Linked DNA regions of Homo sapiens: region 2 is linked to region 1. Evidence: read pairs that join two places in POLR2A ChIA-PET (ENCODE). Cell type or tissue: MCF 10A. All regions are shown on one strand. Each heading gives the region's core, and the rest is flanking DNA. Links, peaks and the distances in the headings are about the cores only. Region 1 overlaps LOC105374041 (a long non-coding RNA gene). Region 2 overlaps LOC105374042 (a long non-coding RNA gene).

Evidence for each region. ChIA-PET counts read pairs that join two places held together with the same protein. Peaks named below come from ENCODE experiments on the same cell type or tissue, not always from the same donor. Only the 100,000 strongest peaks of a DNase experiment are listed, where the experiment ranks them.
Region 2: POLR2A ChIA-PET joins it to region 1 with 11 read pairs; 4 of 35 experiments call an interaction of 5 or more read pairs at or near these places.

Annotation. Positions count from the first base shown.
Region 1 is chr3:112,377,709-112,380,525 of GRCh38, reverse strand. It overlaps LOC105374041 (a long non-coding RNA gene), which reads left to right. Exons shown (of 4, transcript XR_924334.3): 3 at 1-123. Among named protein-coding and RNA genes, the nearest start is that of CD200, 46 kb to the right of the region's middle. In MCF 10A, for the core only: no CTCF peak of the experiment used is centred there; DNase peaks (open chromatin) are centred at 1,335 and 1,955.
Region 2 is chr3:112,317,574-112,320,390 of GRCh38, reverse strand. All of the region lies in intron 1 of LOC105374042 (a long non-coding RNA gene), which reads right to left. Among named protein-coding and RNA genes, the nearest start is that of CD200, 14 kb to the left of the region's middle. In MCF 10A, for the core only: no CTCF peak of the experiment used is centred there; no DNase peak of the experiment used is centred there.

The DNA of each region.
Region 1 (2,817 bases), core at 130-2,629:
ACCTGGCTACTGTTTGGTGGATTATAGAGGAAAAGCTGTAATGGGAAAGTAGGTTGGGTGAAGGGATGAGAAAAAGGAAAGCATCGTGGAGCACATTAGCAGGCTTTCTCCATGAAGAAGCAGGTATGTGCCCAGTGGAGACTCACAAGACGGGAATTATAGACCTTTTTTCTCTCTTCTTTTCACTTCCTACATGCTTTTTTTCCCTCCCTACCTTTTCCATTTGCTCTCCACTCCTTAAAGGAGACGTATACCTCAATGCCCTGGGATGTGGAGGGGTTGGAGGCAGCAAAATGTTAGTGCCACTGTGTACCAGTCTACCCTGGACTCTTGACATGCCAGCAGAAATGTGTACTTTCCATCAGAACCAAGGCACCATGCAAACCTTGTCAGAAATTCACAGAGAACCAACTGGGTATGGTGGCTCACGCCTGTAATCCCAGCACTTTGGGAAGCTGAGGTGAGTGGATCACGAGGTCAGGAGATCGAGACCGTCCTGGCTAACAGGGTGAAACCCCGTCTCTACTAAAAATAGAAAAAATTAGCCGGGCCTGGTGGCAGGCGCCTGTAGTCCCAGCTACTGGGGAGGCTGAGGCAGAATGGCATGAACCAGGGAGGCGGAGCTTGCAGTGAGCCAAGATAGCACCACTGCACTCCAGCCTGGGAAACAGAGACAGACTACGTCTCAAAAAAAAAAAAAAATTCACAGAGGACCAAAAAAGCATGCTGTGGACAGATTTGCTACCTGTCTATGCTGACACACCCTTTAAAAACATTCCACCTAGAGTCCCGATAAGTAATAGTCAGACCATATACTCTGACTTTTAGTTGTGATCAAAGACCTGAAGAGTTTTCCTGGTGGCACAATGAGTGTTCAAAAGACTAAAAAAGGAGTATATGGTGTAAATAATGTGTAAGTAAATGCTATCATTTCCACGCTGGACTAGCATTACTAGGAGAATAGATGAGTCAATCAGAGAGGAGAGGCAGAATGTCTTCATGGAAGAGAAGTAACCTCACTAGTTATACCACGGTGATTAAGGGATTTCTTTCTCCAAACACCATTGGGCTCTGCTAGCTGCCAGATTCTTGCAGCCCCTGACAGAGTGAAAGGCCCAAAGCATGGGTAGTGGCAATTTATTCCTAGACCTAGGGACCTAATCTTTAGAAGCAGAAAATAGAATTGTCCTTAAGGGTGGGAATACAATATGGGAGGGAACAGACATATATTTAGGGCCTATGCCAAGCACAAGATCGGGAACAGAAGTGGGCGTTACAGAGTACGTTCATCAGCTGCTTGTTCAAGAGGTGGCCTAGCTGTTGTTTCAGTGTCTTAAACAGTCAAGCATGTTTAGTCATGCCTGCGGGTTCTTTTGCAATCCAGTTTCCTCAGAAACTGACAAGGCTTCTATACTATTTTCCTCCCAGTGAGTTCTGTTTCCAGGACATACACAATATTCTTAGATATACTTCTTACGTATAGTTTTCAAGCCTGTCTTACTTTTTTGCTTCCCCACCTCTACGCCTCGCTCTCAGTTTAATTGCAGCTAATTTGAAGGCTAGTAGGCTCAAGCAAGAAGATATTGCATCTCATTTTTTTTCTCCTCAAATAAGAAATTCAAGTCTGAAGAAAGTTAGAAAATGTTTTCAAAGTTACAAAATTAATAATTGGCAAAGTTATCAGGTGCAGCGGCTCACGCCTGTAATCCCAGCACTTTGGGAGGCTGGGCTGAGGCGGGTGGATCACCTGAGATCAGGAGTTCATATTGGCCTGGCCAATATGGTGAAACTCTGTCTACTAAAAATACAAAAATTAGCCTGGCGTGGTGGCAGGCACCTATAATCCCAGCTACTCGGGAGGAGGAGACAGGAGAATCACTTGAACCCAGGAGGCAGAGGTTGCAGTGAGTGGAGATTGCACCATCGCACTCCAGCCTGGGCAACAAGAGTGAAACTCCATCTCAAAAAAAACAAACAAAAAAATTGGCAGAGTTGAGATTCTATCTTGCATTCCTCAGACTTAGAAACCTGTGCTGTTTTTCTTTCATTAAGCCCAGTAGAGAATTCTCAGCATTTCTGACAGTTTGGAAGACAGGTACTTAATGGACTATAGCCTCCTCGGCAATGTCTGGGAGACCTGTGATATAAAGTGGAGTCTGGACATTAAAAAAAGAGAGAAAAGGAGAAGAGAAGGTAGAAAAGAAAAGTGTACCATAGAGACAAAGAAAAGAAGTAAATGCATATGTTCCAGTAGAGTGGCCTTGGGCCTCAGTGGAGTTCAAGCAAAGGTGTCCATTCTTGGAATATCCTGCTAAGACTGTGGTCTCTTAATCATGTCTAATTTTACTACCACATTTTAAAATATGGTAAAGAATATCTTAGTTCATTTTGTGTTGCTATAAAGGAATGCCTGAAGTTGGGTAGTTTAGGAAGGAAAAAAGGTTTATTTGGCTCACAATTCTGATTGCTGGAAAATTCATGATTGGGCACCCACATGTGGTGAGGGCCTTAGGCTGCCTCCACTCATGACAGAAAGTGAAGGGGTGATGATGTGTGCAGAGATCACATAGCGACAGAGGAAGCAAGAGAAGGGGGCAGATTCCAGGCTCATTTTAACAACTAGCTCTCTCAGAAACTAATATAGTGAGAATTCACTCACCCCCAAGGGAGGACATTAATCTATTCACGAGGGATCTGCCCCCATGACCGAAACACCTCCCATTCGGCCCCACCTCCAACATTAAGGATCAAATTTCAACATGAGATTGAAAAGCATAACAAAGAACAAGTAAAGGAAAACTGAAAATGTGGGTTATA
Region 2 (2,817 bases), core at 78-2,577, 60 kb after region 1:
CTTTGGAAAATCTATTAAGTGACATGTATATATGTATGTGTATGCCTCCATGTGTGTGTTTTTGAGGTCTCAAAATATGCAAAAATAATTAAATAAAAATTAGAATTATATTTTCAAAGCTTTCTTTCTAGATAAGATGGAGTAGTTTGCAGGAGGTTAATATTTCTATTGAGAATAACTGTATAAACTGAATTAATTACACAAGAATTTACTTCAAGGCATTGGGCAACTGAAAAGCCAAGAAGAATTAGAGGGAGTAAAATACAGAGAGGAGGGAGTCTTACAGAGGTGAGCTGAGAGTCAGCGGTAACAACCTGGGGTTACTTTTGTCAGTACTCTGTGGGTTGGAAGTTGAGAATCGGGAAACAGATAAACCTTTGGAGTTTCCTGGAATTTTGCAGCCCTAGAGTGAGTGGAGTGACAAATGGAAGACTTTGTAGAGCTTCAGACACATGCCAATTTCTCCCTTAACATCTTGCTGAACTGCAAATCTGCACATGGTGGGAAGTTAAAAGGTAAATCAAAACCTCAGGAAGTCAGAGTGGAACTCTTCCAGACCTAAGATTCTTAGAAGATAAAAATCTCTAGGAAGGAGCACTAGAGATTAAAAGCTCTAAAAAATAGTGTTGAATTCATGCAGTGAAAAGCTGCCAACACCTTTTTTCTGAGGATACTTGTTGATACATGTAAGAATCCAGCTTTGACCTTAAGTAGAACTCTGCTGCTGAGCAACAAAGAAATCAAAAGAGCATTTGGTGATTTCTTGGGCTACAGTAACAAAACTGAAGACTTGAAGAAACTCACACATAGAGTCACCTTCCCCCTCAAAACATTTACCGAATTCTGATTTCGTGCAGAGAAAAAAAACCAAAGAGCTAAGTTCAATCTCTCAACAGCTCAGAAAAAATTCTCGTAGTCTGTTAGGGCTAAGGAGACAAATATGCATTAGTCTCACAATTGAAAGCTCTAGAGGTTCATGCTTTAAAAAGAGTGATAAACCAATTAGAAAATATTTTGAACAGAATTACAATGAAGATATGACATATCAAAACTTGTGATATATAGCTGAAGAAGTGAACAAAGGAAAATGTGTTGCCTTGGATCCACACATTAGAAGAAAAAGGCAGAAAATTGATGATCAGAGCTTCCATGTCAAGATACTAGTAAATCAGCAGGAAATCCAAACTACAGAAAGTAGAAGAAAGAACATAAAAAAGACAAGAGCAAAACTCAATAAAATAAAAGATAAAATAACAACATTCCAGTGGGTATTTACTAGTAAAATTTATACACCCCAGGTGAGCTTAACCAAAAGAAAAAAGAAAGAAAATACAATTTACCAATATTGTGATAAATAGGGAAACCCTACCACAAATCCTACAGACATTAAGAAAAACAATATTTTTACCAATTACATGAAAATTACTTTGAAAATTGGCATAAAATGTAACTTATCAAAATAGACAGAAGAAAAAATTAAAAAACAGAGAAGTGAGATATCTATTAATGATATTGAATCCATTATTAAAAATCATCCAGATGAAATACCAAGGCTCTTGTATCTTCACTGGTGAATACTTCCAAATACTTGAAGGGAGAAAAATTATCAATATTGTAATATTCTTCAAAGGGGGAAAAACACATACCAGCAATTTTTATTTTTATTTTTCTTTCACAGCTGGCTATGTGATTCAAATAGTCAACTTTTTAAAATCTGTGTATCTGTATGTCTGTGTATTTATGCTATATGTACATGATGTTTCACTACCAAAATAGATAAAAGAGTTCTATAACTGGCTTAGAGAAAGTAAGTGCTTAAATCAAATATTTTATCAGGAAAATAAAAACTTTAACTCATATGCATTTTGGTTTACGTGACTTTAATAATCTTTAGTAAATAAAGACAGTTTTTAAATTATTGGTATAATAAAACATGTGTCTTCAAAATTTAATTTAGACATTTGGTCTGAATAAGGAAGGTCAGATACTGTCTCTGCTAGATATAAAACTTTGCTTGTCTAATACTTTTGATACTTGCTTAACTTGCCTATGAACGTGTCTTTAGATTTAAGCCTGTAGGGTCATTTCAAGGCCCAGCCTCAGACATTGTTCATTGTCTTGGACTCTGCATCTAGTACATAACTAAAATTGGTTACTTACTAGGTTTTTCATCAAAAATAAAAATAAGTGTTACTAAGAGTTAACATTGTAATTAATGGCTGTAATTAAAACTATTAGATATAAGAGAAACAATTCTATACACAAAGTATATAAGAAAAAGAGAACGTGTTTTTATTAAAAGAGTTATAAAAAGACATGGAAATGTACTTTTTTAAAAAAGAAAAAAGTAATTTTGTCTATTTTAGAGGTTTGTAAAAACTATATTAAATGGAGTGTTTAAAAATAATAGATAAGGCCTGGCGCGGTGGCTCACGCCTATAATCCCAGCACTTTGGGAGGCCGAGGCAGGCGGATCATGAGGTCGGGAGATCGAGACCATCCTGGCTAACACAGTGAAACCCCGTCTCTACTAAAAATACAAAAAATTAGCTGGGTGCAGTGGCGGGCGCCTGTAGTCCCCGCTACTCGGGAGGCTGAGGCAGGATAATGACTTGAACCCGGGAGGCGGAGCTTGCCGTGAGCTGAGATCACACCACTGCACTCCGGCCTGGGTGAAAGAGTGAGACCCAGTCTCGAAAAAAAAAAAAAAAAAGATAAAACAATGGATAAAGAAAGTTGAAAAAAAGAAAATACAAAAGAATTATAAAAGGCTTATAAAAATATTACCTCATGAGGTAAGTTTGGATGGATTTGTTT